Linked DNA regions of Homo sapiens: region 2 is linked to region 1. Evidence: chromatin contacts called from ENCODE Hi-C or POLR2A ChIA-PET data. All regions are on one chromosome and are shown on one strand. The core of a region is the stretch at or near the end of the contact, and the rest is flanking DNA. Distances in the headings are between cores, read along the strand shown.

What was found. A loop is a pair of places that touch in the nucleus more often than their neighbours do. ChIA-PET counts read pairs that join two places held with the same protein, here RNA polymerase II (POLR2A). Pooled maps may share reads with other maps.
Region 2: a map of PC-9 shows a loop between it and region 1 (8-fold over the local background). The contact joins two enhancer-like sites. A Hi-C loop is called at or near these places in 1 of 168 maps with a recorded cell type or tissue (PC-9) and 4 of 50 pooled maps. POLR2A ChIA-PET finds 5 or more read pairs at or near these places in 3 of 52 experiments (OCI-LY7, PC-9 and activated CD4-positive, alpha-beta T cell).

What each region holds. Positions count from the first base shown.
Region 1 is chrX:110,282,275-110,288,047 of GRCh38, reverse strand. All of the region lies in intron 1 of AMMECR1 (AMMECR nuclear protein 1), which reads left to right. Among named protein-coding and RNA genes, the nearest start is that of AMMECR1, 33 kb to the left of the region's middle. Within about 2 kb of position 3,692, at least 2 of the 41 ENCODE cell types and tissues checked have a DNase peak (open chromatin) inside an H3K27ac peak, as active enhancers do.
Region 2 is chrX:110,399,858-110,405,630 of GRCh38, reverse strand. The region is part of intron 1 of RTL9 (retrotransposon Gag like 9); the gene reads right to left. It also overlaps a transcript of AMMECR1 not described here. Among named protein-coding and RNA genes, the nearest start is that of RTL9, 44 kb to the right of the region's middle. Within about 2 kb of position 2,755, at least 3 of the 41 ENCODE cell types and tissues checked have a DNase peak (open chromatin) inside an H3K27ac peak, as active enhancers do.

The DNA.
Region 1 (5,773 bases), core at 2,443-4,942:
CATAGCTATTTTCTTATCATTTACTGCTGTATATTAAATTCTATTCATGTATTTCTCTCCTTCACTTATTAGAGTATAAGCTCCTGAAGAGTGAGGATGGTCTTTTTCCTTTCTTATCCCAAGTGCATGGCAAAAATAGTAGAGAAGGTGCTTAATAATGGTTTCTTGTACTAAGTTGACCCCATCAACTGCAGTTTGGCTTCTCATCTTGTTTATCCTTGTGGGATGGCCTTGTACACTGTCTAAACCATTCTCTCTATTGCGAAAGAATGGGGCAAGGAAACTTCTTAGCTTTCTTTTTAGTCTCTTTTATTCCAGCCACTCTATGCTTTGAATACCTAGTTTTGACTTGCTTCCCGGTAACAGACTAAGTCTTTCAGGGGTATGGTATTCACAACTCTACCCTGTACTAGACAGTGTCATGTAGACTAGTAACTTGGAAGATTAAGGTATAAGAAATTGTTGAGGTCGGGTATTCTGAGCATCAGTATACACACTGATTTCTTCCCCAGAATGGTGATACTCAGGAAACCAGGGAGCCCCTGGTTACATAAGGAAGTGTGAACTGCTGCAGATAGAAATTGGAACAAGACATCCTCATTACTGTAACTCTGAGGTCTAATAGATGTCCTCCCTACAACTACAACAAGGTGGTCTGTGTTTTCCAGGATTGGAGAAGAAACCAAAACAATTTGACAGTTTTTGTCAACTAGGTCTGGAGGCACTTCCCTGAAGTAAAAAGATCATCTGATTCAACGACTCCTCCTCAGTCTCAGTCACATTAGGTGACTACACCAGTTAGTGTGTCTCTGCATTTTGGTTCTATTTGAGAAAAATGTTTCTGTATGGAAAGGTAACACAATAGTAAGAGATAGTTTATCCTTCATCCCCTCTTTTGACACCCTACTCTTGAATTCTGATAGCTGGAGTTCTTTTTCTTAAACCCACTACCTTCACAAGAAGGCAAACTGTTTAAACTCACCTATCTCTCACATGATAGTAGCTGGTCTCATAATTGACAGAATCATTGGCAGTAAGACCATTATCTCTTTTAACCAGTGGTTGAAAATTCTACTTAGTTGTCTATTGGAGCTCAAGAAACTATTAACTTATGAACGTAATTTAGTATTGAAGCACCTTGTGGGCCTCCTGGCTATCAAAGATAATCAGATACCCCAAAAGGACCCTTGAACTGGTATCAAAATTCAGTAGTAACTAATGTAGGATACTAGGGATTAGCCTCATGATTTTTTTTAACTAAGGTCTCCAGATGGCCAATGAATTTATGAAACCGGAAGGAGCTGGTGGAATGGGAGGACAGAGAAGATGACGTTAAGTAACTTTGCATACATGCTCTAATTTTTTTTTTTTTTTTTGAGACAGGGTCTCACTCTGCCACCCAGGCTGGAGGGCAGTGGCACAATCACAGCTCACTGCAGCCTCAACCTCCCAGGCTCAGGTGATCCTCCCACCTGAGCCTCCCAAGTACCTAGGACTACAGGCGCACAACACCATGCCTGGCTAATTTTTGTAAATTTTTTGTAGAGACGGGTTTTTGCTATGTTGCTCAGGGTGGTCTCAAACTCATGGGCTCAAGTGATCCGGCTGCCTGGGCCTCCCAAAGTGTTAGGATTACAGGAGTGAGCCATTACGCCCGGCCCATGCTCTAATTTTTTAATGGTCATGTGCCCATTGAGCATTCATCATTCAGGTGAGTCATAACTAGAGACTGTATAAGGGTATTGTGAAACTCTATGCAGTTCTTTAGTCATGCTGGGGTTGGGTTCTTTTAAAAACAGACCATTTCCAGATAGTAACCATATATTCTGGATTTCCAGGACAGCCCTGATTTCATTTTGTCCCATTGTGTCCATAAGTATACTTATGTTCGTTAGACGTTATGCCAGTTTTTGGCTTGGAAAATATGGACATCAGGCATATAAGGACTTCCTTCTTGCCAACTGAAAACAGTTCATCACAGCATAGCCTTGCTCTTTCAACCCTGCCATCCTAACTGCCAGCAGTCTCTGATTTTGCTCCCATCTTGTATCTCCCACACTTACTTTAACCCTTTGTGAGTTAATTTATCTCTTTTCTTTGGTGTCTCCTTGCCTCTGGAGTCCAGCAAATTGTGTATCCTTATACTCTCACAAAGCTACTTGTATCCTAGCATTTTGGTAATAGGATGTACTCTTTTGAAAAATGGGACACTTTCTTTTTTCCCAGGGTGCTCTTGGGGGTTGAAAACTGTTCTGTGAGATACTCATCTTCAGAGGCCTCCGAAAACACATTCAGTAAGAAGCAGTACTACTACTACTACCATGTATTGAGTGTTTACTATGTATGAGAAGTTGGGTAAAATATTTTTAAAATCTCATTTAATCCTAACCACCTGTGAGATTGGTAGTGTTCCCTTTTCACAGATAAGGAAATATACTTAGAGAGTTTGAGTTTTTCAAGATTCTGCATTTGGAAATCCTTGCTACATTCCAATAAGATATTAGTTGTGTACATACCAGGCTTAGAATTGTGGATGAACTACCAATGACTCCAACCCCATTATAGAAGAAATTTCACCTTTTTACTTGGTACCACCAGGAAATAAGTATTTCTATACTCTTGGTAGATGAATTTTTATACATTCTTCTTGTATACCACTGGTCCTCAAACTTGAGAATGCATGAAAACCACCTGAAGGGCTTGTTACTCCCAGTTTCTGATTCAGTAAGTGTGAGAATTAAGTGTGTAAAATTAAACTTGAGACTTAATTTCTAGTAAGTTCCCAGTGATGCCAACGTTGCTGGTCCAGGGACCACACTTTGAGTCATTGTTACATACTAATTATTTTTTATTCAGCAAATCATTATTCAGTACTTATGGTGTTCTAGGCACCGTTCTAAGCACTGTGGATATAATAATGAAAAGGTTAGGCAGGGTCTTTGTTTTCATAAAGCTTATAGTCTAGTGGGACAGATGACTAATTTTATTGGGATAAGTGAACAGGGATTGCCATAGAGAACAACAGAGTTGCTATCCTCTACTTTAGATGGGTTGAGAACCCTGTCTAAAGGATGGTAGTTGGGTCTCTTTGAGGAGGTGATAGTCTAAGACCTAAAGGATATGAAGAGCTCATATGGCTTTCACGCTTGAATTTTCTTAGCTCCAACTTCTGTTGCCATCACTGGTGATGACTACCTTGGGAGAACTCCATGAATTTCAGACTGACCCCTGTGTAATTCATTCTTTGGTACTTTGTGTGGCCTTGGCCAAGCTTGACTGAATAGTTCCTTTAAGATTGTTTACCCCCTCTCCACCCCAACCTTCCCCCACCATCCAGTATAGATACAGAAGTCAGAGGAATTTTAAGAGTGGGCTAATTTTGTCTTCTGGCTTCACCTAGATCACATTCTTTGGTATATGATGGCTTGAGAAGAATATATGCTAAGGAATTGTGCCTGTGAACCTGCCATTCATGGCCACTGCCCTTACCTTATAACTATCAATGATACCTTAAGATTCTGTCTTAATTGCCAGTTTGCAAATTTGCCTCAAAAGGGGAGACAGTGTGGGAATCTCCACAACTCCTTAGCTACCCTGATGTTAGGTTTCTCTAGGGAAGATTTCTAGATTCATGCAGTCTAAGAAGGTGTTGTCAGAGCAACACAAAACCAAACTTCCCTTCCAGTTGTGGTGACTAAAGCTGGAAAAATTCTAGATATTCGAAGGAGACTTTCTACGGAACTATCATGATTTCTTGCCTTCAGAGTTTTAGTTCTGAAGTTTGATGCCTTACTCTTTTTTTCCCCCCTCTGGTTCTGTCCTACCATGACTTAACCAGCTTTTCCTTTGAATCCCTCCTGCCTCTGGAGCCATTTCCTTGCTGTCTAGTTTCATTTTATTTTTTATTTTTATTTTTATTTTTGAGACAGAGTCTCACTCTGTCACCCAGGCTGGAGTGCAGTGGCAAGATCTCAGCTCACCGCAACCGCCGCCTCCTGGGTTCATGCGATTGATTCTCCTGCCTCAGCCTCCTGAGTAGCTGGGATTACAGGCCTGTGCCACCACGCCCAGCTAATTTTTGTATTTTTAGTAGAGATGGGGTTTCACCATGTTGGTCAGGCTGGTCTCAAACTCCTGACTTCAAGTGATCCACCCTCCTCGGCCTCCCAAAGTATTGGGATTACAGGTGTGAGCCACTGCACCCAGCCTCATTTTATTTTAATTAAATATTTTCTCTGGTATTCTGTTCCTTTGGAGGAAAAGAGACCCTTACCAGGTGCTACGGTATGAATATTTGTGACCTCCCACCAGATTTATATGTTGAATTCTAATCTCCAAGATGATGCTATTAGGAGGTGGGGTTATTTGGGAGGTGATTAGATCACAAAGGTGGGGCCCTCATGAATGGGATTGGTGCCCTTTTATAAAAGAGGCCCAAGGGAGCTCATTCATCCTTCCCACTGTGTGAGACACAGCAAGATGTTGTTGTTTATGAGGAATGGGCCCGCATCAGACACTGAGTCTGCTGGCTCCTTAATCTTGGACTTCCTGGCCTCCAGAACTATGAGAAATAAATTTGTTATTTGTGAGCTACCCATTTTATGGTATTGTAAATAGTCCAAACAGACTAAGACAACAGATATTTCTCTAGGTATTTTCAGGCAGAGCATTTCACTTGGCCTAGGTGTATGTATTTTTGGATAGCAGACTTCCTTAGTCTTCTCTCAATAAATTCCTGAACCAGAGAAGGGGAATATGAGTAATTGACTTTTCTGGTTGCCAAAGATGTCTTTAGTTTACATGAAAAATGTTTTGAACAGTTATCCAGTGCATGCTTAAATGGGCTGTCTCTTATAACACATCTGCACATACAGGCCAGATTTAACTACCTTACCCAGATTGAAAATTTCCTTTTCCTTGTGGACTCAGAAGTTTCTTCCTGCTAGTCTGGTTCCTGATGGTATACAGTGGATAAACATTTTTTTTTTGTTAACCCATATATCAACCATAAGAATGACTGAAATAAAAAAGGAAATGGTGTGCCAGCTCACTCATAGCTGGAGATGATAAACCTTTTCTGTTGCTTTAGAGCCAGATATCCTTGGTTGGTAGTGTCATGTCTGCTCCATATTAACAGTGTCTTGGGCAAGTAAACCAATCTTGCCGAGAAGAAGAAAATGCATATGAAAGCACCTAATAGTACTTAATTCATAATATCATAATATGCTCTCACTGAATGTTAATGCTTGCTTTCCTCCTTGATGTTCTTAAAGCCCTGAAACACTTGATTGAGCAAGGCATAATCTCTCATGGTGTACCCCATCAGCACCATAATCTTACATTTTCCAGATATGGAATCCGTTTAAGAACTACCTGCTTAATTATATTTATTATAAAAATGATAATCTCAGAGTATCCCTACTTCTTCAAGGTATCCAAGAAAGGAAATTAACAATTTTGGGCGTCTACCTAGTAGAGGTCTCATTGACCCAAAATGATGATAGCATTAATAATTATACCTTTATTGACAGAATTATAATACTTAGCAGTTTCCAGGAACTTTTTAATGGATAGCGTCCTTGGATTCCTGTAGCAGTTCATCAAGTAGGCAGTCCCCATCTTGCATATCTGTGTCCAAGGATGAAGGGAATAGGATGATTCCTTCATGGTCTTTTGACTGATGGATAGTGGAGCTGAGCTTTGGGCCTAAGTCTTCTGACACCCCTCCTTTCCCTGCCCTATTCCAGCACTTTTATCCAACTATGCCACATTT
Region 2 (5,773 bases), core at 1,506-4,005, 120 kb before region 1:
TGTTCCCTTAAAAAGCAGCTTATTATAATTATTAAAAGAGAGAGAATGACTATTGCTAGCATTTGCCAAGGACATCTGGAAACTCTGAAAGAAAATTTCAGCCTCTTCTATTAGCAGTGGGGACAGGTTTCCCTCCCTTCTGGAGCACTAACATTCTTGGAGAAACAGCCAGCTGGATATGGTAAGATGGTGAGGTAAACAAAGTGTTTCTCCAAAAGTTCCATACCTTCTCCTCCCAGGTTAATTTGGCTTTTACGCTGCTACCCATTTGCTCAGAAGGGGCTCCTTTCAGCCATTGAGGCCCTCTCTGGGAGCTCTTGGTTATCCAATTTTAATGTTCCCCTCTTTACAAGCTCCCTTTGCAATTTGGCATTCTACATCTTCTTCCCTGAGGGATAACAACACAAGAAAGGATAGAAAAATTGCAACGTGACCTTTTTAAAAAGAATGACCTGTATGCAAAATCCCAACAGCACCTCTTAGAAAATACATTTACACAAAACCCCATGAAAGGCTCTGACTCATGCTTGGGGGGGGGGGGGACACAACAAGCACACCTGAATATATTTTTCGAATTTAACTGACAAAAGCGTATCTCTGAATCTCCATCACAGTATGTATAGTTTCCACCCCAAAAGTAAACACTTTAGGCTATTAGGAGAAATGACAATGGCCGTTTCAACAGAATGCGGATGACAGAATTTGCTTCCGAAAATGCTACTATGTGTATTTTCTTGTTTCCTGGTTATTAATATAACACATTTTGCCTCTGAGTGAAATGTTTTTACTTATGCCAAGAAAAATCGTGAGTTACAGGAAGTCTAACAGGCTTAATTAGTGAGTTTAACTTAATCCGGTGATTTTCAGCAACCCTGACAGAGTCAGGTTCACTCCCTGAATTTAATGGGAAGTGGTCAGAAATGGCCTTTAGCAACCTTATGAGAGAAAAGGCACATGATGCGCACAAACAAGGCCGGTTCTCCCAAGGTAAAAATAATAGGCTGAGGTACCGTAATTATCAACAGTGGTTTTTGTATACAGGTGCCTACTGCATGTGTTACCTGTTGCTTTCAGCTTTCGTAATTACAGTTTCTTATGATCAGACAGTGCTATTTTCCCTTCCTATTACCAACCAGCATGCTCAGGTGAAAGTTGTTCATGCCCCTGGAGTTTGTCCTGCGAGTGTATTTTTAAAGGCAAAGCTTCTTAGCCCAGCCAAATGAAACTGATCGGAAAAGCACCATAGAAACCAGAGGCCTATTATGTGTAATAGCTGGGCTCTTTGCAGCCCTATCCTAAGCACTAGGCCACAATTTCGGAAGGAAAGAACCTGTAAAGACTTCAGAAGACAGCAATGAAGACGATTAAGGGATTGGAAAAGAGGATCTAGGGGAAAAGGTTAAAGGTATTAGGATTATAAGGACGATTTAGCCTCAAGAGGAAAAAAAATGAAGGAGCCTGACCAACTGTTCTTCCTCGCTATTGATGGCACAGAATAAACGAATGGTAGCATGACGTACTTTAGTTTAGATGTAAGAAAGAACATGACAACAAGTCTCCGGAATCACTAAAGACTGTTCGTTCTTCATTCCTAAAACATTAGTCGAGCTTCCACCCCATGCTGGACTGTGTGCTGAGCACTGGAGAAGAAGTTCACAGGCTAATGAGGGAGACATGCCAAACAGATCATTATAAGACAGTGGGAGGCTTAGTATAATTGAAGGAATTCAGAATGCTTTGGACTTTTAAAAGGCGATTGGGTGTATACAGCACATATATATCACCTCCAGTGGGGTCTGAGGCAGTACCCAGTAATCAAGTACATTGATATTTCTGGAGCAAAAACACATGAATATTCACACAGGGTGTGAAAAATAAAGACTATAAATAACCTCATGTCAGTTCAAGTTGCGCTGCCAAATGAGTTTGTCATAAACGTACAAAGGCTCTCAGTTTCCAGAGCTTTTGGGGTTTTGGAATGATAGCTATGAGGCTATGAGTCTGGGTAAGGGGAGTCTGGCCAAGCACCAAGACCTGGGAATGACAGGGAGCTTCAGAATGTGGGCAGAGCCTGTGTCTCTAATGTGCCCCAATTCTGCTGCCCTGGTATCATGGACGTGTTTGGAGAAGGATCCGGGCATGTGCATGTGTGTGCGCGCATGCGTGTGTGTGTGTCTGTCTGTCTGTCTGTGTGTGTCTGTGTATACAGCAGGAGGAAGCTCCTTGCTGCTCCTCAGGTCAAGTCCACTTTCAGTGGCTCCTAGCAACATACTTTGAAGGAATGAGGTCTTTATTAACCAAATAATCAGTAAATGGGTTTTGTTATTGTTTTCAAATTATTTAGCTCCATAGTACCTATGAATATGCCCACAAATTTTGTAGAATAAGCATCCTCTGTGAGGTTTGCAATGTGTGGTAGAATCCCTGGGGCTGGGGGGTGTCACATCTCTGGCCTTCCTTTTTCAGCTGTGTTCTGTGAAGAACAGGGGCAGGGAAAGCCTGGCCTCTCAACTCCCTCTCTCATACCTACTCCCAAGGATGGCAGGGCCTGCCTAGCAAGTGATAAAGAAAGCTGAAAAGCCTACAGGGAGGGGCACCTGAGCTTCTGCTTATCTGGATTGGGGAACACCCAATTATCCTCTACCAGCCAAGCAGCTTCACGTAGGGGCTAACCTCCCTTAAAGGGGAACACCCAGTGAACCCTGTCACACCCTCAGAAGTTGTTTGCTTCCTGAAGAAAAGGGGGCAGTCCTTGAGTTCATTCTTCTGTTCCTAATCATGAAAGGAGACACCCCCCTTTCAGGACCTATTTTCTTTTGTCACTTACCCCCAACCATCACCTACACCTAAGCTCAAAAAATAACTAAAGCCCTCTTTTTGTCTTTAGACCTCCCTCCAAAAGCATGTCCTTCTCTCTGGACTGGTCCTCCTCTCCACCCTCTGGGAATCCAAGCCCACATCATTTCAGGATGAGATCAGCCTCCAGCCACTCCCTCTGAGGCCTGGCTTCCCAACCTTGGTGATTCCAAAGCACACATCTGTTGCAACACACAGGGCTCGCCCCTAGGCAAAATGGAGCCGGGGACACAGCTCTCAGTCAGCTGAGCTCCCACACTCACATACCCCATCCATGCTAGCACAGCCTTCCTCTTCCGTGGGGAGTAGGCTCCCTGGAACCCTTCCGTCTCCTCTCCCTGACAGGAAAGGCTCTGATCAAGGAATTTGCACTCAGATATAAATAATAACCCTGCCTTACCAAGGCAACCCTGACAGACAAACCTTGCAATTTGACTCAAAGGAATTGTATGCCGACCATGACGGTTTCTGGCATCACTCATAGGCAAAAAACAAATATTTATAGGCAAGGTGAGCCTTCTTCATGCTCATCAGATTATGATGTAGGGCTGCCAAGGCAGCTCTTGTCTTCTTGATCTAAGATAGACCATAGCAACATTCCTCAGAGCAAGGGACTCTGTTTCACTCTGTTTTCCGATTCAAATCAGGTCATGCAGTTTGATATCAAGAGAGATTATCTGAAATTGGGATTGACCTGGAAAGTGTGGGACAGAGGGTTGCCAAAGGTTGAGCGTACTGGTGGGAGGGAGTTGGGAAAGGAAAGGGAGACTTTGAAGAAAGAGACTTGTTGGTGAGAAGAGGAAAAGAGAAACAAGGAAGCGAAGAGAGACCTGGATGGTTATGGGGGTGAGGCAGAAGACTACTAAAAATTGATTTAAGGGAACAGTTAACATTTTTACATGCTTATTTTGTACTGGACACCGTAAGTGTGTTATCTCATGTCATCCTCACAACACGTCTAGGAGATGAGAACTATTATTAGATCCATTTTACAGGGGAGGAAACGAAGGCTCACTGAGATTAACTGTGGGAAATCATGCAATCAGTGAATGGCAGAGCCAAGATTCAAATGCTTATTGATCTGACTCCAGGGCCCTCAGCCATCTGAGAAAGGGGCCAAACACCCTTTGGTTGTAGGAGAAGCCTCCATGGTGTATCTTGATAGAGGCCCCCAGACAACCCCTTCCCCTTACCACAACACAGAAACACCTACATGCCTCCCGTGGGAGCTACCTGCTCCTAAGCTAAAGATTGCTTTCTGGGAAGGCACCAATAAATATAATATGTGCTCTGGAAAAGGTTAGGTTAAGGCAGTTTACCTTCAGAAAACACAAACCAGAGGTCAAGGTCTTAGAGGAGTTAGGAAGGAGAAGCTCTCAGCAGGATGGGCTGCCTGTAGGAGCCATAGTAGGTGTTGCAGCATGTAGGTGGCACTGTAGTACTGAGTCCCCGAGACACACTGGGAGTCTGAAGACACTAAAGACAAACTTGGCTTATTTCACCATTTTGCCCAGAGCTGACTCTGCTCACCATACACACAAGCGAGGGAAGAGTGCACAGTGCAAGGGAGCTGATGCAGGTATTGGAGCCTACGTTCAAATCCTAGCTTTGCAGCCTACTTGCTATGTATCTTTGTTACTCCTCTGAATGTGGCAAGTCACTGGTCTGAATTTTCCACTTTCATCTGTAAAACGAGGATGAAAATAAAAACATCGACTTGAGACGTGAGATTGTTTGTGTAAATGGTTCAGCACAATGTCTGGCACTTAAAAGAAATTCATTAAATATCATGTCCACCTACCCTGCTCTCACCACCTCTTGGAAGAAAAGGGAGTCCAAATTTAAAAGCCCTGGAAGTAGCCTCTAAAGATGACGAAGAACTGGGAGCATTCATTGATTCATTTACCACATAAGCCCTGAATCCCTCTTTTGTTCCCTAGAGACTCAGACATAAATAAAATAGTCCCTGTTCTCAAGGGGCTCACATTCAAGTGGGCAAAGATCCAACAAACTCTTGCCATAAAATATAAAACATTATAATAGAGATAAATTCAGGAGGGCCATGAGGGTACCTAAGGGCACTGAGAAAGCTTCACAGAGAAAATATTTGCGAGACAAGCAGCAATTGTTAGGCAGACAAGGAAAGAGAGTGTATTCCAAGTAAAGGGAATAGCATATGTTAAGGAACAAAACATGACAGATTTAAGTGGAGCTGGAACATCAGTTCAGAATGTAGTGAGGACTGGTGAGAGATTACACTGTAGGAGGAGTCAGAAGAGGTAGGGTATTACTGAGCGACACTTCTGAGCAGAGAAAAGATGCTATTCAAAATTTATGATAACCAATATGGCATGGGCATTAACCAGTTAGAAAGGACTCAGAACAATACGGAAAGCCATATTGGGGCCTCTAAGGAAGGGATTCCTTATATTTAGAATAGTTTTGGCAACTGAAGTGAATATAGGTAGATAAATAATGGATTGGCTATCACTGAGGCTTCCATGTTGTTTGAACATTTAGCCTGGCAGGAACAGTAATATCTGGCATACAAGATATCTACTCAGTGGCACATAATACTATTTTGCAGAAACAATTTTAGAAATTGCACCCAAATGTGTGTGTAAGAGATTATTTACTGCGCTGCCAAAACTTGGGTATCTATTCAGTAGAATGTCAGGGAGGAAGATTACAGCATCTCAGTAGTCCTCTAAGCACACAGAGCACAGCCACACACATAACATGTCCCTAATCAATGTTGAATTGCTATAATGAAGTCGGTTGAATTGAATGTCTTTCCGTTGAAATGTGATCCCTGTCAATTTCTTTAAAATGTTGTATCTCATAATTCTAATTAACTCACCTCTTCCCCTTATCTTATTCATTGCCTTCGCTAATAATGTCAGATATTCTTAGGATA